4 separate regions of the Mus musculus genome follow, and regions 2, 3 and 4 are each linked to region 1. A link is a loop called in an ENCODE intact Hi-C map of the cell type or tissue named here. Cell type or tissue: heart. All regions are shown on one strand. Links, peaks and the distances in the headings refer to the core of each region. The heading gives the core; the rest is flanking DNA. Region 1 holds the start of Myo6 (myosin VI). Region 2 overlaps Myo6 (myosin VI). Region 3 overlaps Myo6 (myosin VI). Region 4 holds the start of Senp6 (SUMO/sentrin specific peptidase 6).

Evidence for each region. Hi-C counts contacts between places; a loop is a spot of excess contacts. Peaks named below come from ENCODE experiments on the same cell type or tissue, not always from the same donor. Only the 100,000 strongest peaks of a DNase experiment are listed, where the experiment ranks them.
Region 2: a loop joins it to region 1, with 2.2 times the contacts of the local background. A loop is called at or near these places in 7 of 42 quality-filtered maps.
Region 3: it touches region 1 in a loop (2.4-fold over the local background); 5 of 42 quality-filtered maps call a loop at or near these places.
Region 4: a loop joins it to region 1, with 5 times the contacts of the local background. A loop is called at or near these places in 5 of 42 quality-filtered maps.

What each region holds. Positions count from the first base shown.
Region 1 is chr9:80,160,503-80,168,135 of GRCm38, reverse strand. It overlaps Myo6 (myosin VI), which reads right to left and starts at 3,102. Exons shown (of 33, transcript NM_001039546.2): 1 at 2,907-3,102. In heart, for the core only: no CTCF peak of the experiment used is centred there; a DNase peak (open chromatin) is centred at 3,115; H3K4me3 peaks cover 2,782 bases; H3K27ac peaks cover 1,436 bases.
Region 2 is chr9:80,254,053-80,261,685 of GRCm38, reverse strand. It overlaps Myo6 (myosin VI), which reads right to left. Exons shown (of 33, transcript NM_001039546.2): 11 at 6,626-6,806; 12 at 3,129-3,273; 13 at 750-907. Among named protein-coding and RNA genes, the nearest start is that of Gm27227, 7.6 kb to the left of the region's middle. In heart, for the core only: a CTCF peak has its summit at 3,148 (motif pointing left); no DNase peak of the experiment used is centred there.
Region 3 is chr9:80,233,591-80,241,223 of GRCm38, reverse strand. The region is part of intron 5 of Myo6 (myosin VI); the gene reads right to left. Among named protein-coding and RNA genes, the nearest start is that of Gm27227, 28 kb to the left of the region's middle. In heart, for the core only: no CTCF peak of the experiment used is centred there; no DNase peak of the experiment used is centred there.
Region 4 is chr9:80,063,979-80,071,611 of GRCm38, reverse strand. It overlaps Senp6 (SUMO/sentrin specific peptidase 6), which reads right to left and starts at 4,709. Exons shown (of 24, transcript NM_001311110.1): 1 at 4,040-4,709. The coding sequence starts at 4,088. In heart, for the core only: a CTCF peak has its summit at 3,797; DNase peaks (open chromatin) are centred at 4,111 and 4,681; H3K4me3 peaks cover 2,992 bases; H3K27ac peaks cover 2,730 bases.

The sequences.
Region 1 (7,633 bases), core at 1,114-6,113:
CCAGGTTTCATTCCCTGTACTGCATACGCAAGGGCAGAGCTGCAAGCTCTGGCACTCAAGAGGTAGAGGTAGGCGGATGTCTTAATCTTTTTTTTTTTTTTTTTTTTCGAGACAGGGTTTCTCTGTATAGCCCTGGAACTCACTCTGTAGACCAGGCTGACCTCGAACTCAGAAATCAGCCTGCCTCTGCCTCCCAAGGGCTGGGATTAAAGGCGTGCGCCACCACCACTATTTTTTATTTCTTAAAGCACAACTATTTGTTCATAGCTATATGCCAAGGCCTATGTGGGGTAGTCAGAGGACAAATTCACAGAAGTTGTTTCCTTGAGACCCAGGTATCCAACTAAGGTCATCAGGGTTCCAGACAAGTGTTTTTACCTGCTAAGCATCTCCCAGGCCTAGATATCTTAATCTTGAAGCATGTTTCCCTCCTAAGGTTAAAGCTAATTGAATAACATTTAAAAGACAGCTACTGTATTAAAGAGCAACAATCTAGCTCATTTGAAGGACAAAAACCAAAGTTCCATCCTGACCAGAAACATCATATACTGCTCAGCTACAATGAAATCAATCCAGGATTAGATTGCAGTGTTAATTCCTATAAACCCATCAAAATGAAAAGCACATAATACTTAATACATGCTGGAACCACTCCAGACGTGATGCCAAAGCATTGGGTCACTGCTCAAGGCCTTGAGAAAGAAGACAGAATTCTCAGTTCGTTCTAGACTCCATGCATGGCCTATCACAGTTTACCTAGGGTACCGACTCCTAATCTCCAGATCAGGCCTACAAAGGGCTCTCAATAGTTCACCAAGTAAACCGAAATCAAGACAACTTCTGGGCAAAGGAGGAGAGAGGCTTTGTTGTCAGAGACTTCCATGTGTACTCAGAGTCTGGACTTTGCCCCTCCAAAGCTACAAGCAAGTATTCATTCTCTGAGCCTCTGTTTTCTCCTCTATAAAAGGAAAGGCTGTCAACCTGGAATATTATTTTGTAAATCAAACCTTTAGGGGTTTTTTTTGTGTGTCACATCACTACTAAATCGCCAGCTCATAAACTGTTAACAAAGTATCTCTTTCTGGGAATCACCATTATACTGTGTGAGATTTATTCAAATTGCAATGTGTTTTTCAAATTGCAATGTTTAAATAAGATGTTCTAATATAATATATATAATAATATAAATGAAACTCCAGTACCCAGGGCCTCACACACACACACACACACACACACACACACACACACACACACGCGCGCGCACACACACACACAAGGCAAGGTCTTTACCCACTGAGTTACACTCCCAATCCTGTACCCTAAGTGGAGTTTTGAATACCAAGAGAAAGTTAAAAACTAGAGAATGGTTTTTTATGTGGAGTTCTTATGGATTTATTCAGACCTTGCATGGTGGAAATCTTTAAAACCATCTAAAGGCCTTTCAAAACCCAGATACAGTCCAGTTGTCTAAACAATAAGTGATCCACCACAGACGCCAGGCAAAGTCACAACAGGATGAGCGAGGAGCCTTCGGCTTCTCTCCGATTTCCTGGCCACTGTTATTTTAAAATTTGATCGTGTAAACAAGGGAAAATCCCTTTCGGACAAGTCCCATGGACTATAATTTGCATCTTTGTTTTTAATATGTTGTAGCTTCTATGAAAAATCATAGTTGTTCACTTTTTCTTGCTCATGTGTCTAGGTACTAAAGACCATATGTAAAATCTATACTCCACGGCTTTTTAACTGTATAATCGCAATACTCTTTTCTTAAGGGTTGTATTCTGTCCCTGCCTTTTACAAGTAACTTTTGAAAACAAATACAAAACTTGAAAGGAAGAGGGAAAAAAATGGGTAACAGATCACACACACGAAATAAAAACACTACAGGCCGACGAGCATCAGACTAAAATGACTTCTATTTATCACTGTGCCTGTTTACTCCTGTGCAACTGCAAACACAGAAAATGGGCAGACATTTAAAAGTCAATGAGCTGTTCTGAAGAACTACATTGTTTCTGGGCTTCCTCTGTCCCCCTTGTAGCATTTGTGGCCATTTCTAAAATTAATGCTAGAGAGCACTAAGGTAATTTTTTTTTCACTAAACATTTCCCAGTTGGAAAACCACAAGCCAAGATGTCTTGAAGTCGAGTTAATTTGTACAGAAATGCTGCTGTTCCGCAGCCAACCTTTGGACCATGACCACCACCAAGCTCAAGACTCAGATTTTATGGTGTTACAGCCGAGCCTCAAAGGCTGTTAAAAGTCTCAAGCTGACTAACTATATTCGAAAATCCTGCAACTGTAACACGAGAGCAAACTAAAGTTTTATTCAACACATATGAAATCGGAGCAGCGTTTGTGTAGCGCTCCAGCAGTATCTCCACATTGGGATTTAAACAGCTCTGCCCTACATACTTTATGCCGGATAAAATGTATCTTTGTGTAAAAGTTCCTGACATAGATTATCTAAGAATGGCCTTATCAAATTATTTCCTATTTTAAAATACAATCCACAGCTAGCACGTTTTAATTAGTTTAAGACGATTTGGAATTAAATAACAAAGTTATTTTCAGCAACACATCCGTAAAACTCACACTCAAAATACTAGAACGCTTAGGAACTAAAATTCCAGCTTTATAGTATGCTACCATGGTCTTCTTCGACACAGCTAAATTATTAATGGTATCAATTGATCTTTACTCTGACAACAAACTAGACTGTGTAGCTTTTTCACTGTGTTTCGAAAGGAGAAAATAAAACTATCTTGCAGTGTCGGGTGGGACTCGTCAGGTGACAGGAGCCCCGCTGGCCCGGGAAGGGGAAGCCAGAGCTCCAGTCCGCGCCGGGCAGAGCAGAGGCCAAGGCGGTGAGGACAGGCAGGCGGGCAGGCGCCCACACTCACCCGGCGAGGCAGGTGCGCGAGGGGTCGCGGCCGTGGAGAGGCTGCCGGGCTGCGGGCGCGAAGGGCAAGCGCGACACCGCGGCCGAGAGCGAGCACCGGAGACGACAGCACGACGGCGGCCGGGATACGCTTCCTGCTGGGACAGATCCCGGATCGGTCTCCACCCGCCGGCCAGAGAGCCCTGCAGAGTGCCCAGCCTGCGCACGTCACTGCTACGGAGCGCCCAAGGGGGCGGGAGGCGGGGCCGGAGGCGGGATTTTGTGGGACCGGGGCGGGGCGGCTAAAGAAAGGGCGGGTCTTCATTGGCCAGTGGGCGGGAACAGCCTAAGGGGCGGGGTCTTGGGGCAGAAGGGCTGAGAGGGGCGGGGTCCTAGGCAGCAGGACAGGGAGGACTCGCAAAGCGTAGGGTCTTGGGAATGAAGGAGCAGAGGGACGTGGCCTCAAGTCAAGGAACGCCGGGGCGGCTGTGAAGGGGAGGCCTCAAGAGCTAGGGTTGAGAGGGGCGGGACCTCATGAGGCGCCGGGGAAGGGGGTGGTTGAAGGAGTGCTGGGTAGGGGCGTGGCCTAATGGCGTGGGGCAAGAGAAGGGCGGGGCCTCAGGTTCCGACCGCATCCCTGCATCCCTGCAAGCCAAGGGCTGCAGGTAGCCCCTCATGACATTCCCTACCTCGCAGTGGTAGTTGTTTCCACTGCCACAGCGAGGGACCACAGCAAAGAGTCAGTTGAAGAAAAGTTGAGAGTGGGACAGGCGAATTGCGGAGGAACTCGCTTGTGGGGATTAAGGGTGGCACCGCAGCCCATCTAGGCTCGTGCTCCTCACCTGCCTGCGTCAACTTCCTGTTCAGCCCTTGGAGGATTGAACCACGGAAGAAAATTTTTTCTTCTCTGGCTAGCCTCCCATGCAGATATCATATTTACTTCTTACAGCCCCTGTATTTCCACCTCGCCCCCTTTGTTGTTGTTTATCTGGACTCTTGAGAGAGTCTCGGTCTGTAACCAGGCAGTCCTGGAACTCATCATGTAGCCCGCGCAAGCCTAAGAATAGTGACAATCCTTGTGGGCTGGTTTTATAGAACTGAGCCAACTGGCCCGCTTTATCTTTCCGGTTGTTTAATTTTACTGTCCTTATAAGGTCATATGTGGGTCATCTTTTTAAATTAAATATTACATTCCTATGCAAATTTGAGAGCAAACATCTCCTTTACTAGAAAAAAGAGGTTAATATGAAAACAAAATAAGGGGCTGGCAAGATAGTTCAGCCAGTGAGGGTTCTTGCAGCCCATCCTGAAGCCCAGCATGTTTCAAGGAGAGAAACAACTCCTCATATTGTACTCTGACCACTGGGCTCTGTCTAGAAGATTCCCAGAGAAGACAGGTTTCAGGAATTCAAACTGGACCTGGTGCCTCGTGCTTGTAATTCTAGCTACTCGGGAAGCTGCATGTTCAAGACCAGCATGGTCAGTTAGTAATATCCTGTTTCAGAGAGAGATGGGCTATAACTAAGTCCACGGTAGAATACTTGCCTAGCATGTGAGGCCCTGGGTTCAATCCATATCACCACAAAAAAATGGTAAGGGAAGGGTCAGGCATTCAGAGACGACCCAAATGACTTGATGAAAAAGCTACCTTCCACTGAACACATTTCAAATTCGTAAGACAGTAAGTAAAATTAGGGAAACTAAAAAAGAGGAAGGAAAACCAAGAAAGGAAGTAATTTACAGCAACCACAGAAATGTAGCTCCAAGATTGCCAAAAGAAAAATCTCAACTATATCAAAGATTGTAAAATAAACTAAAACCAGGGGCAGACTTATTTCTCAAATTCCAGTACTAAGGTGAGAGAGGGGGATAGAGGGCAAGCAGAACCCTTGGCTCACCATTGGCTCACCCTGGCCAGCCATTCTAGCAGAAAAGGAGAGCTCTGGACTCACTGAGACCCCACTACAAAAAATAAGAGGATGAAAGACTGAAGAAGATGCTTGTGTTGGTTAGGTTTTTTATCTGTTTTGCTTTGTTTTATGTGGGTTTGTTTTGTTTTGTTTGGCAAAACTTCATGCAAGTTAGAGTCGTCTGAAAGGGAACTTTAGTTTTTAAAAATCCCCCATCAAATTACCCTGTAGGCAAGCTTATGGGACATTTTCTTGGTTGATTGATAATTGATGGAATTAATTAATGGAAGGACCCAGTACACTGTGAAAAGTGTCATTCCTGGGCAGGTGGTCCCAGGGAATATAAGAAAGCAAACTGAACAAGCCAGGATGAATAGGCCAGTAAGTAGGAATTCTCCTTTACCTCTGCAACAGTTCCTGCTTTCAGGTTCCTGTTTTGAGTTCCTGTGATGGATTGAGAGTTGAAATAAACCCTAAACTGGCTTTGGGTGGTGTTATATCATAGTAATACAAAGCAGACTAAGACAATGCCTAACATAGGGCTCCTACCCAAATATATTGCAGGTACGCAGAAATAATTGGCTTTTTAAAATGAAGATCATGGTGCTGAAGAGATGGCTCAGCAGTTATGAGTACATAGTAGCTCATAAGAGCTTTTAAATCCAGCTCCAGGGGGAAATCTCATAGGCTTATTCTGGCTTCATCAAGCACTGCATTCCTGTGGTACACAGACATATGTACAAGCACAACGCCCTACACATGAAGTAGGTAGAATAATAATAGTAATGATAATAATTAATAATGATAAATTTCTTTAAAGGAAAAATGAAGATCGCTACATATTTTTAATACATACCTTACTTAAGTTTGAATTTGACATAAAGATAATCTGTTTGTAAGTCAGTAGAAGGTGTTTTATTTACAGTTGCTTTTTGTAACTAATGACATCCATGAGTCTTACCCTTTGTCCCTGCTTTAATCTGTTTCATCTCTTTACTTCTAGCCTCATATCTCTCTGCCCATTTCTTCTTTCTACCTCCGACTGTTACCATTTTCTGGGCCACCATCACTACAGATCTTAGATAATCATAACCACTAGTCCATAGTTAGAAATCCAAGTGAGTGGTTCTCCACTATCCTCAGTAGAAAGTCCAAACCCCTTAAGATTCCTCTTCTCCTGGACCCTTACCTACTTGGAGACTGGCTCTGTGAGTTACCCCTTAAGATACCTTCCCCTGGACCCTTACCCACATGGAGACTGGGTTTGTGGGCTACCCCTTAAGATACCTCCCCCTGGACCCTTACACGCTTAGAGACTGGCTCTGTGGGTTGACGAATGCTAGGCAAGCCCAGCAAAACTGAGTTACATCAGTCCTAAAACACCTGGTAAGATCCTGAATCTAACCGTCTTTCACGAACTGGTTGTTCTTGTTCAATTAGTCTAGTGGATTATTCCTTCTTTCTATCTTTTTTTTGGGCTCTTCGATGGTCATGTGATCCCACAGTTCACCACTGTGTTCAAGCCGACAAGCTGAGCCACCAGGTATCTGTCCTGGGAATCGCTGTCTTCTCCATGCTTAGCTGCCCAATCTCATTTCTACCCACAGCCTTCCTCCATGTCTCGTACTTTACATTCAAGTCATTCTGAAGGGCTTTTGTGTCCCCAAACACACACTCTATGCTATTTACTACACTGGAGCACAGCCAGGCTAAACCCAATTATTCCTTCAAAACAAAGCCTGCTTGTCCTCTCTAAGAATTTTCCCTACCCGCCCTGATGGTAAATCCTAGGCATAATTCAGTTCTGTCCCCATCCTTCACTTAACATCTACTGTACAAATATCTCTTATAATGCATATTGTACTCTGGCCACCTATGTGTTCTTTTGTGTATTCTCTAGTTAGCCTGTACACTCTTTGAGGGCACAATAGACTATCCTTTGGATTTCAAGTGTGGAGCACAGTAGCTTTTTCGTTAAGAAGTGCCTACAGGGCCCAAGATATAGCTCAGTGGTAACGTACTTAATGCTAAATAAATAAATAGTGCCTAGCATTGGTGTTATTATGAATAAAGAGGAAAGATGGACAGATGATGATTCTGGAAACTGCATATGTTATCATCAAGCATAATGGAAGTAACTCTGTCTCTGTGACCCAACCCCAGTCCATACTTACATGCCCTAAGTCTACAGCTCGATTTGACCCTCCACAGTCCCTCCTCTTTTCTAAAACAGGGTCCCATATATCACAGGCAGGCCTGGGACGTGCTTATAGCTGAGGCTGTTCTTTAACTTTCTTTTTAAAATTTAATTAAGTCTTTGGCAACTTCATACTTGTGTTATGTGATTACTATGGAGACTTCTGAGATTTCTCCTTCTACCCCTATCTCCTAGACTGTTAAGATCACAGACACTGTGGTTTACACAGTCCTGGGGACGAGCCCCAGAGCCTGGTGCCTGTTCTCCTGGGGACAAACCCCAGAGCCTGGTGCCTGCTTGGCAGGCCCTCTACCAACCATGATATATCCCAGCATGGATGGCAGAGGCTATCCCAGAAATTCTTTCATTTGTTTTCCTTTCTTTTTTTATTACTTTTGTTTATTTATTTGTGTGCATGTGTGTGTGTGTGTGTGTGTGTGTGTGTGTGTGTGCACTCGCACATGTGAAAGATCAGAGAACAACTTGTGGGAGTTGATTCTCTCTCAGACTCATCTCCCCAGGCTTAATGACAAGTGCCTTTACCACTAAGCATACTTGGCTCATACCTCAGAAATTCTCCACCTAAAGATCTATAGATATCATCCATGGGAATGCCATGAGCATCCCCCTCCTAACCATATG
Region 2 (7,633 bases), core at 1,193-6,192, 93 kb before region 1:
CCCGTGAGGTTCTACAATTTCACACTCTGAATATGTGTATCATGTCTAAAGATGATGAAATCTCATCAATGATGGGAGTTTATGTGTTCCAAAACTATATTCCAACTTTATTATTTTTAGCAGCCGTGTTCAGGGGGTTTCTCTTTCCTTCAGCTGTACAGAGTACAGCTGCAACACTTTAGATGAAAATGTTTTAATTTTAGTACTAATTAGCTTTCTCTGAAAGCTGCATAATTCAATGCAGGCATGAACTTATAAAGAAGTTATGTCAACTGAATCACGAGAAGAAAAGGTTTCTGATACTTCACCTTGATGGTCAACTTGATTCAATTGAGAAGTAAATACCAAGAACATTGTTAAAGCACACCTCTGGTGTTGTGAGGGTCTTTCTAGAGATTGCTACCAAATAGAAAGTCCTACCCTGAATGTGAGAAGTACCATCTCAGGGGCTGGGGGTCCAGGGGCAACAAGAGGGGGATCAAAAAGCTACCATATATAGTCATATCCTCTCCCTGCCCCCCGCCCCCTCCCCTCTTGCCCTTCAGGATGTGAGCAGCTCTGCTCCACCATGATAAGGCTGAACACTCTGAAACCTCAAGGCAGGGTAAACACTGCCTTCTTTTGCTTCTCTCTAGTATTCGGTCATAGCAAGGAGAAAGGTTACCACAACAGCTTTAGACAAAACATTGTTGTATTTGTTTGTTTGTTTTTTAAATCAAATACAAATTAACAAAAGAAACCATGCTTACCGAAACCAGCAATATCCAGGACTCCAATAAAATAAGAAGATGTTTCAAAAGGAAAGCACTGATTTACCCTGTTCACCACGTGATCAAAGAGATGGCTATAGACAGTCTTTGCCAGAGCATCGCGAGCATTGTTTGCCTGCTCCACTTTCAGGGGGACCCTAGGAACACAAGAGTCCAAGGAAAGGTCCTTAAAGGGACAGGTTGAGAAAATACTATTGCATACATAAAGTCAAAGTGTATCTGAACATATTGCCTATACGGAACAATTAGTTACCAAGTTTCAGGTGAGTAGGCAGAGAAAATTAAAGAGAAAATTACAAGAGACATACTGTAACAATGAACTAAAATTAGATTAAAATATACTACTGTACAAAAAAAGTCTTTTTTTATTTTGTCTTTCCAACTCTTGTATGTAGTGTCTATATGGGATGATGGTATTCGATATTGCAGACACAAATGCAAGCTGTTTTCCTCCACAAAAATTAGAGTCTAATAAAAAAGAGCATATCATAGAGGGGGCTTTCCAAATGCCAGGCCAGATCTTAAGTACTGAGTGTAATGGGAAAATACAGAAAATGTCCATTGTTGAGTGACTTTTAAATTATTCAAGCATGGACTGGGCAATGGTGGAGCACCTTTAATCCCAACACTTGGGAAGCAGAAGTGGGTAGATTTCTGTGAGTTTGGGGCCAGCCTGTCAACAGAGTGAGTTCTAGGATATCCAGACCTACACAGAAACCCTGTTGAAAAGTCAACATAAAACTATTCAAGCATGCTTAATATGGTACAACATACATACAATTCCAGCACTCAGAAAGCTGAGGCAGGAGGATTGTGAGCTCAAGGCTAGCTTCAGCTACACAGCCAAACCCTGCCTCAAAAATAAATAATACATAAGTAAATAAAATAAAGACTTTTTCAAATAAACTCTATATGAGAATTCCCTATAAGTTTGTGTGTATACAATACAGAAAACATGAAAGAGCTATTATAAAGTAGTATAGAAATGGGGGTGCTCTTTGTTCAGCATGAGTGGTACTGAAGAAAAATAATTCATTGGCTAATTCATTAACTTAAAATACTGTATCACTAGGAAAAAATGTGAGGCAATTTTCTTGTTTTTGAGACAAGGTCTTTCTGTGTATCTTGGGCAGGCCTCGTCACCTTTCTGCCTCAACCTGCCAAACGCCAGGATTACAGGCTTGTGCCACCACACCTGGCTTTGTTGCAGTTGCCAAATATTTTTCTGAGTAGGTCACTTGTGTTTGTTGCTACCATATTTCAAATAGGACAGGACTTTAGAAAGGGATGGAGAATAGACTTTTTCCTTAAAAGTCAAGACTTTGCATTGCAGTACTTGTGAATGGTAAGCCTAAGTACTAATTTCATGCTACTGTATCTCAACCCAAAATTCGTAAAATATATGTTATTAAGCCGATACTATGCAATCTGGCACAATCTGAAACTCTTGGTTACTGATTTTAAAAGGCTTAGGAGTTTGGGAAATGGCTCACATGATGAAGTGCCTGTCACAGAGACATGAGGACATACATTGGGATTGTGCCCATGTAAAAGCAAGTGTGGAGACTCCATCTGGAACCCAACTGTGAGGAGGGAATCTCTAGGACTCCCTGGGCAGCCAGGCCAGCTAAGTGGATGAGCTCTGGGCTCCGTGAGAAACCCTGACTAGGAAGATGAGCGGGAGAATGGTTGGGGAGGATACTCACGCCAGCCTCTAACCTACACACACACACAAGTACACAGGCACCCAAGTGCATACACACATCACACTGTCACACTGACATGTACAAACATCATGATCACACACATGCCCACACAAAAGACAAGTGAATAAATACTTCCAAGGGGACAAGAAATAAAAAGAAGTGGCTATGGCCTTATTTTCTATCACTTGTGATTTTCTCTAAATGAAAAAAAATAGTAAGTGTAACAAGAAATTCCCTTTCCCTGGATATGCTATAGAGTTGCACTTAGTAGGAGCTTTAGTACACACCATTTATATGGAAAAGAACTTTTGAAGGAAAAGACTCTGTTGCCTAAACAATCAGACACTTAAGCCACGTACATTTTTATAGCTGTGCAAAAGCAAATCTCGCCTGTTTAATGAATTCCAAACTTGTGTCAAGGAGAATGTGTCCAAGAAATAACTCCAAATCCCCATTTATTTATGTGATCAACTACAGCTGTTGGAAGCACAGAATCCTGAACTATCTGGCACAGCTTGAGCATTCAAATGGCAAGAAAGAATGAATGATGCATAAACCCTGACCTTAAACCTCAGGGTTTTCAGAATCTAAATGTTTTTTCCGTGACAGCCCACAAGGCAGAACTTGTGCGGAGCAATGAGGTAGGGCTTACTTTATAACGGTTCCTTTGGTGCCCCCTGCTGTGGTGAGCATGACTCGAGTGGTTAAACTGACTCGAAGATCATCTTGGTCCAAGCCCAGCAGCTCAGCACAGTATTCCAGGGATGGGGCAGATTTGTTCTTCAGATTGCAGCCACCTAAGAGGATGTTTCCGTGTGAAGTCAATAAGCACTAGGTAAATGACGTCTTCTAGGGTTGTTTCTTCGCATTTTCTTTACTTATGTAACATTATGGGATAGATGACGCTTGCTTTTAACTTTCAAACCCGGCTCACTTTTTTCCCTGTCCTTGTTGGACACCCCTTCTAGCAAGTTCAACAGGAAACCCTAACCTGGGACAGAGCCACAGGGAAAGAGACCCTTCCCAACAGCAGATTCACATTCCACGGTTTCCATTACCTGCTGCCAACTAGACGCAGAACTATTGTGGAAAATTTCAGAAATAAATAATTCTTAAGTTTTCACTTCTGAGCTCTGTGACAGAATTGCCTGCCACTCCCGCCAGGACTATAATCCCTTTGTCTGAGAAATCTACATTAAAATTACACACAAGAGGGAAAACCAGGAACCCATTCGTTTATTTAAATGTTTCTTCTTCTTTTTTTTTTAAACTGTACTGCAGCATTTCTTACAAGAATAATGCAGATCAATATAAAAAAAGTTTTTAATCTTGAAAATGCAAAAACTGTAAGATAATATCTATATTACATTAATGTCACTCACTCCCTAAAGATGTTCTCTAAGCATTTTTATTACTGTTATGTTGTTTATTGTGATATTGTTACTGTTATGGCATACAAGGTGGTTGCATGGGATTTTTAAAACATAGGTAGTCCTAACAGGTACTCTCTACACTTCCACTAAATAAAACAAGTTTTATGACATCGGGGAGCCTTACAAACATGCATTAGAAAAGGAGCTTTTCTGCACAAGTCACCCAAGGAAGTTATAGGAAGTTACAGGAAGAAGAGAAAAAAATAAAACCAAACACCTCATTTTTAGTTAGCGGGACATGTTTCATATCCATGGAAGGACACAGAAAAGAATGGAGATTAATATAGAAAAGTTTAGCTCTTAAAACAATAATAATAATAACAATAATAAAACTATCTAATGTTTATCTCACCTCAGTCTCCCTGCATGCCTTCTATTTCTCACACAATAGAAAGGATTTTTTTAAGAGAGAAAGTAAGCACATGCCATGCCCCTATTGATCACTTGCACCCATCAGCTGGTCACATGCCCCTATTGATCACTCGCACTCATCAGTTGGTCAGATGTCCCTTATTGATCACTCGGCACCTTTCAGCTGATAACATGCTATTTCTGGTGCTCTATACAGCTTCATGTCCTTCCTCAGGGCAGTAATGAGAGACAGGAAACTCTCATACCACTTCCAACCACTTGCCATTTCTATCATTCCTATGTACATCAACTATTCTACACTTACATTTATTTTTTGTATTACTTAGCCACTCCCACAAGCTCCCTTCCTGTAGTGATGCTAAAGTACAAGTGAAATGCATGTCTCAATATATTTACCAAGGAAATTTTCCAAATCCTCTTTTTAAAAATCTCTGATTATTAAGGCATATTCCAGGTACCTAATTTTGTTTCAATGCATTTTCACTTCAAAGAAAATGAAGAGTGGTCTGTGTTTCATTTGATTTATTTACTTACTATCTGCCAAACACCAGTGTTCAGAACATTTTGTAAATACTTAACTCATTAACTTCTCTTCACAACTCAAGTTGGAGGCTATTATCTCTCCATAATGACATAACTGAGACAAAGGAGGTACAAGGTCATACAAAGAGATAGCACATGATGAAGCAATTTGACTGATGGCCATGTGATCATCCAGTACGCTATGTTATAGCTAACGTTATTCATGGGATCATTGGACAGTAGACCTGAAAGTCATTGAAGACTGTCTATCTTAGTCTGTTCACTCATGGATGACAAGGCTCAGTGGCCTGAAGGTAATGAGAGACAGTTATGACAATTGTCTGAGCTAGTCAAGCATGAGTAGAACCAGGGCCTCCTGTCTATCACTTTATTGGTAGCTAAGCTCAGCACTATTATGCAGGTTCCATGTCTGCAAAAATGGAGGCATCTCCAACCTCATCATTTTCTATGTTTCAGTTATGACTATGAAGGATCTTATTGCATAGAATACATTTTTCTCCCAGTGCTTGGGATCAAACTTATGGCCTCAAAATGCTAAGCAGAGCTGGGTCCCATGGAACATACCTGTAATCCCAGAAGCTCACTTTGAGGCCAGTCTAGGCTCCATGAGACCTGTCTCCAGCCAGGGGAGATGGCTGAGTGATTAAGAGCATGTTCTGTTCTTTCAGAGAACACAGGTTCAGTTTCCAGCACCCACAAGGTGGCTCACAACTGCCTGTAATTCCTGTTCCACAGAATCTTACGCCCTTGTGGTTTCTATGGCACCAGGAACACATGGAGTCTGCATACACTCATACAGATAAAAATGAAAAATAGAAACCTTCAAATTTTAAAAAGGAAAGATGGGAGCAGAGAGAGAGAGATGGAGAGAGGAGGAGAAGTTCTCCACACTGTGACAATCTCGAGCCCAACCCATTGTTTCTTAAGTGGCCTTCCCCTCTTTCTCTGGAAGTCCCTTCCCTATACATATACCACTACTAGGAATTGTACTTCTTAAAGGTACTCATGTATTATTTCACTTTGCAAATGAACGCACCTGGGGGATCTCAGTCAAACCCATAGTGTTGGCCGCTCTATTAAGTGGTGCAGCAGACTCTTAACTCGCACTTAGTGTAACTTTCTAGGAAAATGTATTAACGCAAAGTTGGAAAATATTATATTCTAAAGGGTCAGGTAGTAAATATATTTGGTTTGATGGGACATGGTCTCGACTGATCACAGCTTTGCCACTGTAGCATGCACACTGGCATAAACAATACACAGACGATGGGTGTGCCATATTCCTCTAATACTGTATTATAAAAGCAGGTAATGAACGAGGCTTGTCAATTTCATACTCAGATATCAAATCTGCAATTTTGAAAAAGTCTTATAGTTTATACAGAAATGGAACCATTGAGAGTGAAAAGGCACTATCTTGATAGCACTTAAATACTTTTGAACATCATTAAGAAAGAAACATTTTTATCTCTCACTAAAGAAGGATGTACTGCTTATATTAAATCACCCCAATTAACTGATTCAAGTTTAGATCTATGAAACAGAGAAAGCTAAAAGTGTATGTTAATGGATAAGAGAATTATTCTCTTAACTAGTAAATTTTTTTAAAATATGAACTTCATAATAGCTAGTAATTTGTTCATGGCCATGTAGCATTCATTGTCAAAGTCACCATATATCAGAAGACATCACAGAAATTTGGTGTAATTTTGACAAACATATAAACAAATCACTGAATACTCATACTCATAGCTAGGAGAGAACAAACATGATCCTTTAATGAAAATATAAAAGAAATAACCTGAAGTGCTTCCGGCTTCCTCAAAATCAATATTTCCAAGGTGCAGGACACCAGCTACAACTCGAAACAGATCAAGTTTTTCTTCATCATCCAAACCAATTTTTTTCATGGCTGTGCACATCCTGATAAAATCTCCATGGTCGTCTAATAGAGGATCCTTCAAGGAACCTGCCTTAACATACTATAAAACAAGAAGTGTCAACTGACTGGTCTTTATGTCATTCAAGTAAACTAAAAACTACAACAGCGGGTCTATTAATGCAATGTATGACATGCAAAAATAAAATTGTCAACAGAAATTTGAACACATTTAAAAACAGAATGGAATAGGAAGTGTTTGCAAGAGTGCTCTGTGTTATTTCTTAAAACTTCAAGTGAGTCTATAATCCTTTCAATAAAAACTTCAACTAAAACAATGGAGTAAGATGCTCTGTAGTTAAATCATGATGCTACCTCTAACGTACTATAAGTCTAAGATGTTAAGAAAGAATAAATTAGTGAAAAGGGAAGGAATGGCTGAAATGAAGTGACAGCCTCCGATCAAGAAGCAATCGGGTAGTAATGGGTGTTCATCTGGCTCTGTCATTACAGTAAGAAAATGTTCCACAATAACCCAGGTAGGTTACAAATATATGCATTTTTTCTCAATTAAAAATAAATATGCAAAACACAGGACAAGTGAAAAGCATCGTAATAAGGAATTTAATGTTCCAATAGGCATGGAACTAGGTTAATGGCTGACAAATTACATCCGTGTTAACCAACAAATCCAGATAAGGTTACTGTGTCTTCATGGCCTGACAAATAGTCCTGTAACATCTCTATGTTGTATGTATGAGGTGAGGTGAATTATTACACAATAGGCTAACTCCAGGAACCCATGCAAGGGCTTTCTGGATAAAAATGAAAACATGAACAGAAATTCTGTTTCTCTACTAGAAGAATTTGCATCTTAAGTATGCATGTGAGGATCTAGCAAACTCAGACAGAGGGGGAAGAAAGTTAGGC
Region 3 (7,633 bases), core at 1,687-6,686, 73 kb before region 1:
CAGTAAGACCCCTATGCTATGGCTACAGACATCATATACTTGAGTCAAAAGACATGGAGAAATAAAGCTGGTACTGACCTGGAGGAAAGCCTCATCCCCATTGACTGGCATTCCTAATGCAGGGAGGGTGCTATGCATGCTACTAGAGGAGACTAGCAATCCAATCTTATCTAAATGTGAACCATGCAAACTTCAATGACCATGTAATGTGCCTGGTAAGATATGGTCACTGGTGCAATAGTGGCATGGATGCCATAGGAGTAACCAACCACTTTCTGTTTGGATTTAAGGTCCTCTGCACAAGGTGAAAACCATGGATGGCACAGTTATCAGGAGCAAGAACCAGTGGCTATCCAAATCATAGGACATCCTATTAGTAATATTATAGCTAATAAGCTATAATGTTAAACCAACTCTCAACTACTTCTCATTACACCCATAGATTACTGCATCTCTCAAATCTCATCAGAAAAGGTTCTTTTTTAAAGACCTATTTATTTTTGTTTTATATGTATTGGTGTTTTGTGTGAATATATACTAAGTATAATACATATGTACAGTGCCCACAGAGACCAGAAGAGAGCATCAAATCTCTCTAGAATCATAGTTTACAGGAGGCTGTGAGCTATCATAAGGGTGCTTGGAGCCAAACACGGGTCAGCAAAGCTCTTAACTACTGACTTATCTCTCCATCCCAAGACATCTTTTTTTGGCATTTGATGGTGATTAACACAGATTCCTGCAATTGGTCAAGCAAGGTTCAGAAAATAATTGATTGTGGAATGCTCAGTCCTATATAACACTCAATCCAACTATATCATAACTTCCTCCTCCCGAGGCTCAGGGATCACTACAGAAGAGGGGGGCAGAAAGACTATAGCAGCAAAGGTGGTGGGTGATTATAAGGACAAGGTGCCTCTGATACAAGAGGATGGTTGCATATATGAATTCACAGAGGTTGTAGCAGCATGAGCAAGACCTGTACAAGCTCAGAGTGTTCAAAATCCAGCATGGAATTGGGGGTAGGAGGCGGGCATGAAGTTCCACTCCTAGCTGAGGTAGTTAGTGGTTGCCAGAAGAGACAGAGTTGGCTTTTGGGGCCCTTGTAGGTCTGACATGCTCCAGCTGATGACCCCATGCCTACCTATGAGTATACAGGCAGCACTAACAGGACTCAGTACAGTCTTACAAATAAAAGAATGAAGACACAAAGAAGGGCGGGATGGCATAGGGAGTTGATCTGGGAAGAGATGGGTGTGGATAAGGAATCTGAGCAAATTACAACGTATAAAATTTCCCAGCAACACAAACACTTAAAAAGTAAATCATGTGGAATTCTGCTCTCTATATTATTAAATTAAAAAAATCATATAAACCTGTCAACATTTCTAAAACAGACAAAGTTAAACTGGTTTAAATCTCCCTAACTTAGCATTATGTATATAGAATTTTTCAGCAATTTTTTACACTATAATAATCGAAGCTGTAATGTGTCATAAATGGGCAGGTAACACAAAATCGGCACGATTACTTCTGTTAATGTGACTAAACTTAAAACAAAGTTGAAATTCATTCCCCCCAGAGAGCTTCACACTGCGCAAAATTAGCTACACTCAGAAAGATAAATATCACGTGTTTTCTCTCCTGTGACTTGAAAGCAGGAGGGAGACTAACTTATGAAGAGGGGGACCAGCAAGAGAGGAGAGAGGAACCACAGAGGACAAAGAAGAGACTATTAGAAAAATACATGACACAACTTCCTCTGAAAATATCATCATGAACTCATTTTTTCAAAACAAACATTTAAAAAAATAATTCCAAAGTAATTTGGCTCAAGAAGACAATTATTTTTCATCCCAAACATGTGCCACCCACATGAACAAAAATAGCTTTACAAATAGCTTTCCTCCTCAGAGCAAGCTCCAAGCAGGATTGCATGGGTTTTCCCATCAGTCCACTGTGATTGAAGCATCTGTCTGCACTGTGATGCTGCTGCGAGGGGAACCTTTGGGAAGGAGGACCCACTAAGAGGTCCTGGAGACATACTCTGAGAGGGTGGTTTCTCACCTGACACCTTGGGTTCTCACGAAAGAGGGTTGATGTAAAAAGAACAAGCCTGGAACCTCTGGCTGTATCCAGAAAACACTACATCCTTATAGTCAGCCTCCACCTCTACTTTGAGAGTCTTTCTGCCCCCTCTTCCACAATGATCTCTGGGCCTCTACTGCTGGCTGGAGGTCAACTATGTGTTCCTGTAGCTATCACTCTATGCCATGAAGGGATGCAACCAAGGGATGCAACACTGCAGAGTCTGTGCCTTGCTATGGTTTATGAACCTCCCAGACTGTGTGCTAAATAACCTGCTTCTTCACAAAGAGGTATTTCAGTAGTGAGACAGACTGACAAATAGGACCCTAAGCAGCTTCCCACTGTCCAATCTACGAAGGTCTCCTACACCTCCCCTCACATTGCCATTCTACATACCCTGTAAGTGGTAAAGGCTGTTAACTTTTCTCCAGTGATGAACTTCATCATATTCAGATTCTAACGACAGTGCCTCGTGAAGGCTGATAAGTGAATATAGTGATTTGCATCAGAGCATCTGAGAACTATGAGTCAGACGGGTATTGCACTCCTTCCAGCTAGCATGCTGATTCTGCTTGTACACAACGACCAACTCTAGAGGTGAAGCCTAGTTACACCAAAACGAAAGCACAAGGGGAAAATCTAAGGAGAAAGAGCAGCAAAGATGCCCAGCTGCCAGCCATGCCTAAGTACAAAGGCTTGGCCAACACATCCAACTTTGTGGGGATACATGTAGAACGAAAGGTCCAATTCTGATTGCTTCCTCCATCCCTCAGTGCCTCAGAACTGGGTTCTTCAGGATGACAGGCTGAAAAAGTCAAGACAGACGCCACTGTCTTCTCACTTAGACAATGATATGAAGCATCTACTGCTTGAAAGACTGTAATTTTATAAAGCTATGGTGCAAGTTAATACAAAGAGAAAGCCTGCTATTCAAGTCTTGCTGGGTGGTGGTGATGTACACCTTTAATGCCAGAACTCAGGTAGCAAAGGCAGGTGGATCTCTGAGTTTGAGGCCAGCCTGGTCTACAGAGTGAGAGTTCCAAGACAGCCAAAGAGGAATAAAAAAAAAAGGCAAGCCAAAATAAAACAAAACAGTTCCAGTCCTACACATGTAACATATTTACAAGTGATATCTAAGGTAAGAGTGAGGTGGCCCTATCCCTGAGTTGTAAAAGAGACTGCCTTTGAGATGGGAGTGATCATAAGGACTGAAAATACCAGTAGAGCCAGACATGGTGACATTCTGTCAATCCCAATGTTCAGAACGTAGAAGCAGGAAGAGAAGCAGGAGTTCAAAGCCATACTCAACTATCTATTGCACTCAAAAGTTGCCTGGTATATTTAAGTCCCTGTCTCTGTCTCTCTCTGTCTCTGTCTGTCTGTCTGTCTGTCTGTCTGTCTGTCTCTCTTTCTCTCTCACTCACTCACTCACTCAAAAAGGTACTCTTAAGTTGTCTTTTCAATGGAGCAGGCACACCTCAGAGAGCACAGGAATTTGATAAATAAGAATGCATGACTGACCCCATGAGTTGGCTACAAAGTATTCAGGCCCTCCCTGTGTAGGATACATGCTCCTAACAACACTAATACACCCAAGAGGCATACAGGCCTTGCAAAATATGTATTCAACACATGGTGTCTTTTATTAAATAAATAAACTAAGAGAACAGCATTTGCAACCTTGTACCTGAAGGACTGGCCAGGCATGTGGCTGACATTTGTGACCTGACCCGTGAAGGACTGCCCAGAGGTGTGCCAGGCATCTGAGAGCCTGAAGAAACTCTGCCATCAACACTAAAGAGTGTGCACTCAAACTCTGCCCCAGCCAGCTCTGTCCCCTTTACATGTGTCCTTTTCTCTAGTTAATATCCTCTGTCACTCTAGCAAGCCTTCTCTGTGCTCTTGTCTTTCCTTCCATCTCCTTCCTTCTCCTATCCCCTTCTCTTCCCTTATTTTAGATGATCTGTCCTTTCCCTCTTTTGTTTTCCTTCTGACTGGCTTTCCCACAGACCACGGGCTAGCCTAGTGCATGGGTCTCCACACCTCAGCCCCCTGAGGACGGGAACCCTTAGGTTATTTGACTGGTGTGCTCCCCTCTCTCTTTTCAGCCCCTGTAGCCAAGGCTGTCCTACCCTCACCTTGTCTATACTGTTCCGCCTTTTGTTTATTTCCCCTCCTCTCGTTTCTCTATCAGCCTGGTACTAATCACTAGTGTAAAGTGATTAGTGAACCTTTTCCTTCCCCTCTTATCTACCATGGTTATTAATTTAGAACACACTTTGCATCTAAGTGGCAACTGTTAATTATTACTGTGCATCCATGGTGAGCCTACACTTCTACGGTGACTGATTCTATGGGTTGTATTCCACTTTAGGGGACTACTGGAAACAGCACCTGGTTCCAAATACCAGGCTAGGTAAGAAAAATGGCACATCATCCTACTGCAGCCTAGTGTCTCCAGCACAGTGTAAACATTTCCACTAAAAGGTAAGTTTAAGATAAATAAACAAACTCCATAAACCCCATAAACCTAACCTAACCCCAGATGTTCAAAACTCCAACGCAAAAATGGAAAAAAATGGCAATTTGACACCTCCAAAATTACTAACCCAACAGCATACTCAAACTTATGGGATATGATGAAGAAGTTCTAAAATAGAAATTTATGGTAAATTTATGACAAACCCTTAGCTAAGCTAACTAAAGAAAGAAAAGGGGCAGGGCAGTGGTGACGCACGCCTTTAATCCCAGCACTTGAGAGGCAGAGGATGGCAGATTTCTGAGTTTGAGGACAGCCTGGTCTACAGAGTGAGTTCCAGGACAGCTTATATTTAAAAAACTGCTAATCAAGGAGATCTCAAAGAAACACATAACAATGCATCTTGGGCTGTGAAAGATCAAAACGAGCTAAACTGAAATTCGGTCAAGAGAAAGAAATAGTTAAGATCAGGTAGAAATTAATGAAACGGTAAAGAAAAGAAAGAATACAAAGAATCACTGAAACAATGATTCTTTGTATTGGTCCTTTGGAATAAAACAAACATGACTGACAAACCCTTAGCTAAGCTAACTAAAGAAAGAAAAGGGGCAGGGCAGTGGTGGCCCACGCCTTTAATCCCAGCACTTGAGAGGCAGAGGATGGCAGATTTCTGAGTTTGAGGACAGCCTGGTCTACAGAGTGAGTTCCAGGACAGTCAGGGATACACAGAGAAACCCTGTCTCAAAAACAAAAATCAAACAAAAACAACAACAACAACAAAAAAAAAAAAAAAGAAAGGGCTAAAATTCATAACAGTTGAGATGAAAATGGAGACATTACAACAGATACTAGGGAAATTCTCAGACCTATATTCCACTAAGATGGGAAACCTCAATGGAAATGCTCTATGTTTTCTCTTATGGAGATGACGGGATGATACACACAGTTAGATGGAGATAGTAAAGCAAATGTGATAGGAAAATAGAGCTAAGCACCTGAAAAAAGTGTTCAACATCCTTAATCATCAGGGAAATGCAAATTAAAACAACCCTGAGATTCCACCTCACACCAGTCAGAATGGCTAAGATCAAAAATTCAGGTGACAGCAGATGCTGGCGAGGATGTGGAGAAAGAGGAACACTCCTCCATTGTTGGTGGGATTGCAAGCTTGTACAACCACTCTGGAAATCAGTCTGGCGGTTCCTCAGAAAATTGGACATAGTACTATCAGAGGATCCCGCAATACCTCTCCTGGGCATATATCCAGAAGATGTCCCAACCAGTAAGAAGGACACATGCTCCACTATGTTCATAGCAGCCTTATTTATAATAGCCAGAAGCTGGAAAGAACCCAGATGCCCCTCAACAGAGGAATGGATACAGAAAATGTGGTACATTTACACAATGGAGTATTACTCAGCTATTAAAAAGAATGAATTTATGAAATTCCTAGACAAATGGATGGACCTGGAGGGCATCATCCTGAGTGAGGTAACACAATTACAAAGGAACTCACACAATATGTACTCACTGATAAGTGGATATTAGCCCAAAACTTAGGATACCCAAGATATAAGATACAATTTGCTAAACGCATGAAACTCAAGAAGAATGAAGTGCCCCTTCTTAGAATTGGGAACAAAACACCCATGGAAGGAGTTACAGAGACAAAGTTTGAAGCTGTGACGAAAGGATGGACCATCTAGAGACTGCCATATCCAGGGATCCATCCCATAATCAGCTTCCAAATGCTGACACCATTGCATACACTAGCAAGATTTTGCTGAAAGGAGCCAGATATAGCTGTCTCTTGTGAGACTAGGCCGGGGCCTAGCAAACACAGAAGTGGATGCTCACAGTCAGCTATTGGATGGATCACAGGGCTCCAATGGAGGAGCTAGAGAAAGTACCCAAGGAGCTAAAGGAATCTGCAACCCTATAGGTGGAACAACATTATAAACTAACCAGTACCCCGGAGCTCTTGACTCTAGCTGCATATGTATCAAAAGATGGCCTAGTCGGCCATCACTGGAAAGAGAGGCCCATTGGCCACACAAACTTTATATGCCCCAGTACAGGGGAATGCCAGGGCCAAAAAATGGGAATGGGTGGGTAGGGAAGTGGGGGGAAGGGTATGGGGGACTTTTGGGATAGCACTGGAAATGTAATTGAGGAAAATACATAATAAAAAAAAAAAGAAAATAGAGCTAGGAAGGTTTTAAGTGGAATGGAGTAGAAATGATGAAGAAAACAAAATGGGCTTGTCAGCTCAACAGACACTTGGTGAATAGGGAACAAAAAACCCAGTAAGTGACAAGGCAATGAAAAGACATTTTAAAGCGTGACTGAAGGGTACTCTGCATGAATTAGTCATGCTGCTCCCAGACCAGAAGCCACTAGCCTTTAAACCCAAGTCCCAGAGCCTTGTGAGTTATTGTCCAGGGACACTAAAGAGGTTCCCAAGACAATGGGAATGATTGCCATTGCTTTTGGTCAACCACAAGAACTAGACAGAAAGACTCTATTGCTAAAGACACCACACACGTGAAATGCAATGCACAAATAAACTGAGCTGGCCGACCTAACTTGAAGTGTCATGGCCACTAAGTTCTTAGTGCTGGAAGGTGCTGTGTAGGCTGCTTCGGGGTAAAGCATCAAAGGCCTTACTGGGCTGGAGATGCTGAGTACCATAATACCAACCTGCCAGGCAAGATGTTCTCACTGGTGCAACAGTGGTACAACTATGGGGGGGATGGTTAGTAATCATATCTCAGTCCTTGGAAATAAACATATATCTGGTACAGTAAACCTGGGCAAAAGCTCATGGCATCCTATGAGGAAGCCTGACACTGATATTAAGCTAAATGGATATGTAGTCAAACTGCTGTTTAAATATTTATATTTGTACCTTATACTACTGCTACAATCTGCATTGGCCAGAGAAGAGCTTTTGGGAGTAACAGCTCACGCCTGTGAAAAGGCTGAACGTAAGTGGCCGTGGAGTGCTCAGCTCTGTGACAAGGCATCTGTGGCACCTGCTCTGGAGAGCGTCACAGTAAAGGGGGC
Region 4 (7,633 bases), core at 1,105-6,104, 97 kb after region 1:
TTTAGTCTCCTTACTAGGAGAGCCAAAAACCCACGTGCCTCTGTGTAGTGACTAAATAAAGCAACTGTTATTCCTAAACACACGCTGAATGAACAGAGAAACCTGTCTAAATTGTCTATCACAAGTGAGAAGGAGCTGCATGACCTCAGTATATCAACAGATGTAAAAGAAACAGTCAAAGGTGGAAAAGAAAATTCAACACAAGGACAATACAAAGGATCCAATAAATAGTAGCCTCTTCCCTCTAGAGAAGTCACAAAAGCACACAACTAGAATTCCCCTTACCAGTTAAAACATAGTCTAGAGCAAAGGTATCCACTTGAGACTTGGGATCCTGCAAAGCATTAATTCCCTTCTCAGTCCACTCAGGATCAATGAATGGCATTAGTTCCTAGTACCTCAAGCTCAACCTCAAAGAATGAACCTGGAGTTTTCCCTTACTTTCATCTTAAGTGAGCAATGTATGAGTAAATCTTACAAACTCTATATCAAACTATCCTCTGCCTACTGACTCTCCTTTTCCAATTTCCAAGCCAGGCTTACTTCTTTCTATCAAAACTGCAACAGTGTTTTGTTTTGAATTCACTTCCCTTTAATTCTTGCACTTTTGTTAATTTATTGCAGAGAGGACTACCAAAGTGACCTTTAAAAAAAACAGTCTCCTGTATCGTGTATCCCATAGGCATGCCCTTGAACATTTCTACTTCCGCCTCAAAAGTGCTGGGATCATAGACATTCACCACCCTGTCTGTTTTATTACCAAGCTGAGGATCAAACCCAAGGCTTTGTGAAACCTAGGCAAGCACTCTACTACTGAGCAAGTACTACAGTATGTGTTAATTATATCAGGATACTTTTTGCCCCTAGTTCTCCAAAGGCTTCCTACAGCTTTGAAAGAGACATAGTTTCAATCCTGTACCACAGAGCTTCTACTGCTCTCACCATTGTTTGCTCTAAACCCTGACCTGTGTCTTCTCCTTTGAGTAGTACCTCAAGACCAAGGTGTTTTTTGTTTTTTGTTTTTTTTAAGACACCTTTCTTGCTTTCTTTTGTTTCTTTTGTCTCTTCTCTCCCCCCACCCCACTTCTCTCTCTCTTGTTTTGTTTGGTTTGGTTTGGTTTTCCAAACAGGGTTTCTCTATGTAGCCCTAACTATCCTGGAACTCACTCTATAGCCCAGGCTAGCCTCAAATCAGCCTGCCTCTGCCTCCAGAGTGGGGAAATTAAAAGCATGTGTCACACTTTTCTTAACTTTAAAAGCATAAAATAATGTTTCCATCATTGTTCTCTATGCTTCCTCTGCAGCCTTTTGCCCGTTGTAATGACCCAGTTTATTCATTAACAGCAAGTTTGTTCCAGGCATAAGAATATGATAGTAAAACCACAAGCATCCGGATAGCTTTCACCGAGCTTTTATTTTCATAGGGCTAAGAAGCACAAAGGAGTCATTTGATAAATTGATAAGAAAAATAAAATAGTATTCCATGTAGTTGCATGCAGATTCATGAGCACAGGTGGCACCAGGGCATTATAAACAGTTGTTTAGTTTGAGCAAACCTCAGTAAACTGATAGAAGTTCTGGAAACCATGGATAGGACTGTTCTAAATGCATTGAGGTTTTTTAACTTGTTGACAGTCTCCTTCACTAAATGTTCCATGAAGGTAGTGACTTTTAAATATTTCATTCACTGTTTTATTCCAGCCAAGCAGACTAGACTATTAAATATATTTGATGAGTTAAAAACAAAACAAAACAAACAAACAAAAAAACAAAAACAAAACCTACTTCCATTTTTTCCAAACTAACAGAGAAAAACCAAAGTGTAATATAGGGATCTTTAAAAAGTAAGCCTAGAGGCTGGAGAGATAGTTTGTAGGCTAAGACCACTTGCTGCTCTTGCAGAGGACCAAAGTGCAGGGCCCTGTACCTACATAGTGGCTCACAACCTTCCATAATTCCAGTTCCAGGTGCCCTCTTTTGACTTTGTGGTCACCAGGCTTGTATACATTGCACATACATGCAGGCAAAGATCCAAAATAAACTAAACTAAATAAATAAATGTTCTTAAAAAGGTTTTAAAATAGTAATTTCTAAAACCCTCATATCTGTAATCCTTGAGCTGAGGCAGGAGGATTTCCAGAAGTTCAAGGCCGGACTACATAATGTGATCCTGTCTCAATTTTTTAAACAAAAAAAAGCTGGATGAGACAAGATGAAACCCAAACTTTCACATCTGTACATTTACAGTGGAGTAAATTAGAATAAACTAACAGCAATGGAAATCAGATGAACTCTCAGTGATGGCTTTGTGCTTGTATTATGCTGTGTTTCATCCACTCAGAATTTAAACTCAATTAGAAGCCCATAGAAGCCCCAAACCTACAAAAACCTACACGTATAATCATCTGCCTAGAAACTATGAACATCAGAAAACCATCTGGTGAATTTCCAATTTCCAAACAAAAACACAGGCGCTTAAGCACCGGCTACCTGCGAGCTACTACTCCTCTCTCCGCCTGTTGGCAGGGGTTCCCTACCACGGTCAAATTAGTATGGAGGTAATATGAAATGAAGTCATGAGAACATACTAGCTTTCCTTATCATAGAGGACAACCATTCCCCACGTCTTACATAAAGTCCGGTCTGCAAAGTAAAGAAAGCTGCTCCCCCCCCCCCCCCACTTCCCTATTCTCAAGTACAAAGAATAAAGAAAATTACTTTTCCTCTTAGTCTCCATTCACAACCCACTCGGTCAAGGAGTAAACAAGGCATAGCCTCCCTCCCGTTACCACTAAGAGTCTTTCTTAATTTTTTGGTTTTTTTTTTTTTTTTTTTGGTTTTTTTAGTTTTTTTTGTTTTTCGAGACAGGGTTTCTCTGTGGAGCCCTTGGCTGTCCTGGAACTCACTCTGTAGACCAGGCTGACCTCGAACTCAAAAATCCGCCTGCCTCTGCCCCCCGAGTGCTGGGATTAAAGGCGTGAGCCACCAACGCCCGGCAAGTCTTTCTTAATTTTAAACTACATTTTCTTAATTCTGTAATATTTCTAAATCATATCTTAAAGCATGGCCTGGATATATTTCATCTAGAAAACAAAATCCTGCAATTACCCCCAAAGAGTAAATATACTTAACAATTACTGAACGCGGACTTATTTTCCTAAACATATTTACAAATCCGATTACCAGGAAATTTAAAGTCGAATGAACGTTTACGTTCCCGGTTCACAACTGCAACTAAATGTACCTGTATTATGGAAGTCCCTTTACAGCCATAGGCAAAAACCAGTATCGTTATCCATTTACCACCACACCAAACCAAAATAGACCTTTTAAGCCGGCTTGGTCCACCAACTGAAATAGTTAACTCTGCTTCACAAGCGACTAAAAATGGGAACACACCCTAACTCTTTTACCTTCCCCGGCTGTCTCCAAACCGACACTTGGAAGCTCATTCTCTCTCTTTTTTTTTTTTTCCACCTCCCATACCTGCTTTACAAAGTATAAACAACCAAACACATCTCACCGGAGTTCGGGGCACCGCCGGGTCTAACCTGCACCCCGAGGGCAGCGGCTAGCCTGGGAGCTTTTAACCACAGGGCAGTGTTAACCACCACCTCTCCCCCTGCCTCCTTGGATCGGCCAGTTTCAACCAAGCTTAGGTCTGAAACTTTCCACGAACGCTTAAGAAAGACGCGGACGAAGTCTGCTCCTCACCCACTAGGCACCCATCGAGAATATGGAGGTGGGAGCGAGCCCAAGCCTTCGGCGCGCCCCTCGCAGGCCGCCCTGGGCCTCGGCTCGCTGCGCTACCACCGCGCCGCCTCGCGCCGGCCTGCCCGAGCCTTGGCCCGGGCGGACCCGAAGTCGGCGCGCCTGCAGCGCGTTCCCAGCGGGCCATCGGCCGTCCGGGCCCCCGTGGCCCCCGCGGCCCCAAGCCCACCCGGAGCAGAGAGCTGAGTATCACGGCCCGGGGGTGGGAGACACCCCGGTGTCGGCGAATTTCGCCCCCGACTCTCCCCCGAGGGAGACCCGAGCGTACCTTTCAGGAAAAGAGCCCCAGCGCTGCCACCGCTCTTGCCCGCCGCCATCTTCCTCCTTCCACGCCGCCTCCTTCTTACTCCATGGCCGACACCGGCGCGGTGCTGGCGGGGAATGGGGGCCGCGCGTCGGGAGGGTAGCAGCCGCAGGGTGGCGGGCCTCGGGCTCGACCTCCGCGAGGGGCGCTCCCCGCCGGCCGGGCCCCCCACACAAAAGCGGGCCTGACGGGAGGCGGCGAGGCCCACGGCCTGGGCTGCTTCTCCTCAGGCGCCTACCGGGGACCGTGAGCGGCGGCGGCGGCGCTTCCCGGGCCCGGCTCCCCTCGGCACACGACTCCCCATCCACCGGGCCGCGCCGGCCTCTGAGGAGCTCCCTCCGCTCCCCTCCGCCCCGCTCCGCCGCTGGCTCCGGAGGACGGAGAACGGAGCGAACGCTCACACGCCTTCTACGTCCCGGGCCGTAAAATGGCCGCAGCGGCTTGAGCCGAGCGAGGGCTCCGCGACCGTGAGGCGCCCGCGACCCCTCGCTGCTCCAGCAGTGGCCGCCGCCGCCCGCCCACCCCGCCCAGGCGTCAGAGCATCAGCCCAGGCCTCGGCGACTGTCCATGTGGACGGGGGTGGGTCTCCGCCACCGCCGCGCGTCGGTCGCCACAGCAGCCCCGCCGCCGCTCCTCCCCCACCGGCCTCCGGGCCCGCCCCGCCGCCGCCGCCGCCCCAGAGCCTCTCTCTCCCTTCGGGTCCCTGCTCGCCCCCCTCCGGGCTCGGCCGAACCCGAGCCGGGGGCTGTCGTCCTGCCGGCCTGGGGTGGCCTTGTCTGGCCGGCCTTGGCGAGGGACGAACAAAAACCCCTTCCTCGGAAGGCCCCCATGGCAGAGCCGGCCTGCGAGCGCTTGCCAGCCTGCCGGCCAGGTATTCTATTTGGTCGAGTCGCACCACAAATTCTAAAGAAACGCTCCAAGTTCTTGTCTGACCCTGAATTTAAAACGTGCCATGGGAAGGAAAAAAAAAAAAAATGAAGCCAGGTAATTGGAAAATAAAATTGTGTTCACATCCATCTTCCAAACAATGCATATATGATATGATTGAGCCAGTACACTTTGTGTGTGTGTGTGTGTGTGTGTGTGTGTGTGTGTGTGTGTGAGAGAGAGGGGGGGGGGGGAGAGAACACAGTAGACTATGATACAATTTGAGGGGCTTTTTTTTTTCTTCTTTTTTCTTACAAACCCCATGTAGTGGTGTAGGTTTTTCCCAGTCCATAAAGGGATAGAGACAGGTGGATCTCTCTGTCAGATGGAGGCCAGCCTGGTCTACAAAGGAAGAGCCTGTCTTCAAAAACAACAACAACAACAACAAATCCATGAAAAATGCAGAAAATGAAAAAAAAAAGTTACAGAAATTCAAGCCCCTTAGCTGTGTGGTCAGCTAATAAACATTTTTTTCTTTCCTTTCCTTCCTTCCTTCCTTTCTTTCTTTCTTTCTTTCTTTCTTTTTTTTTCTGGTTTTTTCAAGACAGGGTTCCTCTGTGTAGCCCTGGCTGTCCTGGAACTCAGAAACCCGCCTGCCTCTGCCTCCCAAATTCTGGGATTAAAGGTGAGCTAGCGCTACCACTGCCCGGCTACATTTTTTCTTTAAAAAAAAAAAAAAAAGTGGGTGGGGTTGGGGGGAGGGTGTTTTGCCTGCATTTAGGGTGGGAAAGCTGCTTCTTGTAGTTACTTCAGAGGCCGGAAGAGGGTACCCAGGCTAACCAAACTGCTGAATCCATTTCTCCAGCCCTTTGAGTGAAAAAGTGAAACATAAAAAACAAAAGATTCTAGGCCTTTAGGCCCAGGCTTGAGAATGTGACCTTTGTGACTCAATGCTCCATGGTATGCTAATCATAAAACAAATAGCGGCATTCCTCCAGCAACCTGCTTCCTGGGTTCAGGGCATGTTTGTTCAAAGAAAGTCACCCTGACCCACCCTGACCATTGCTGGAACCCTCTATGCAAATATGCTATTGTTAGAGGCTCCTAGAAAACTGTCTTGACTTTCCACTTAACTGGTATTTTTGGTATTTTCCAACAAAGCCCTCCCCACCCCCTTGAGTTATGGTTTCTTCCTTTAAATACCCCCTTACCCAGCTACTCTGGGCACCACGGTCCTCTACCCCTTCGTGGTGTAAGACTGTGGGCCCAAGAGTGCTCTTGAAATAAAAGTCCTTTTGCAGTTTGCATCAAGACCATTTCTCGTGAGTGATTTGGGGTATCACCTCTCCTGAGTCCAAACGTGGGGGAGTCCTCACGTTGTGGGTCTTTCATTTAGTGCATTGGCCGGGAATCGCGACCACCCCTCACACCCAGAACCGACTTGGAGGTATAGGGATCCCCCCTGGAATGTGTGTGTGCCGGCCGGTGTCTCTATTCTGAGTGTCTGTTTTCTGTTTTCTGAAACAAACGTGCACTTGTTGTGTTGGTTTGTTTGTCTGTGTCTCGTCCTTTGTTTCTGAAGCACAGAGCAGCCTGAGTTTGGATCCGTCTGAGTTTATACTGATCAGCCTGAGTTTTGGATGCTGATATGCCTGAGTTTATACTGATCAGCCTGAGTTTGGATCCACCTAAGTTTGGTTTCTCTGGTTTTGGTTGTCCCAGTGGAAGCGGATGATGGGGTTTTCTGAAACGCACACTTTGTATTTGCAGCTGTCCTCTCGGACCATAAGGACCGGAGGACTGTGATCGGCAGACGTGCTAGGAGGACCACAGGCTGCTGCCCTGGGGGATGCCCTGGAAAGTGGGGAGAGCCAGGAATGCCTGGTAGTCTCTGGAGATTGGTCAGAGGGACCGAGTTCTGTTGTTGAAGTGGAAGCTTCCCTCTCTGAAATCGTCTAATTCTTTTGCCTGCTTGCGGAGGACAAGAAAGGGTCACGTGTGTCTGGATCTGTTGGTTTCTGTTTTGTGTGGTTTTGTGTATGTGTTTAGAGCTATGTGAAAATCTAGAGAAGCGAAGGTAATGCTCATAGGTGCTTTGTACCCTGACTAGAGATAGTTTACACATAAGAGAACAGGTTTGAGAAAAGCAGTACTCTCTGACTATCTGGGGATAATTTGGTGAAAGAGAAAAAGAAAAAAATAAATATACAGGATCAATTGGTCTTTGGAGTCCTGCACCTGTAGTTAGAAGTCTAGTGTGACTGGAGGAGCCCTGCTAGGAGCTGATTGTAAACGCTGCTCTTAAAGGGACCAGCAGCTTCTCAAGTTCTATTGTAAGGAAACTGATGACTGTTTTTCCTACAAATATCTCTGTGCTTGTGAGTATTGAATTCATCAGGTAACAAGGGGCTCCTCTCTTGAAATTACAGCTAACAAAAAAATTAAGAAGTTTGTTTGGTTTAAATAAGCAAATGTATGCAGCCATTTCATTTTTGTTTCTGAATAGTTTTAAAGGTATAAATATGTTTTATATGTCTTGGTTATAGATTATTGGCTCATAAGTTATTGGTTATGATCAAAAATTTGTAACATTGGTAACAGAAAGTTGGCTTAAAACTGGTAACTCTGGGTTGGAGTAATTCAGAACATGTGGCATGAGCCAACCCATGGAAACAGGTCTCTAAAGATACT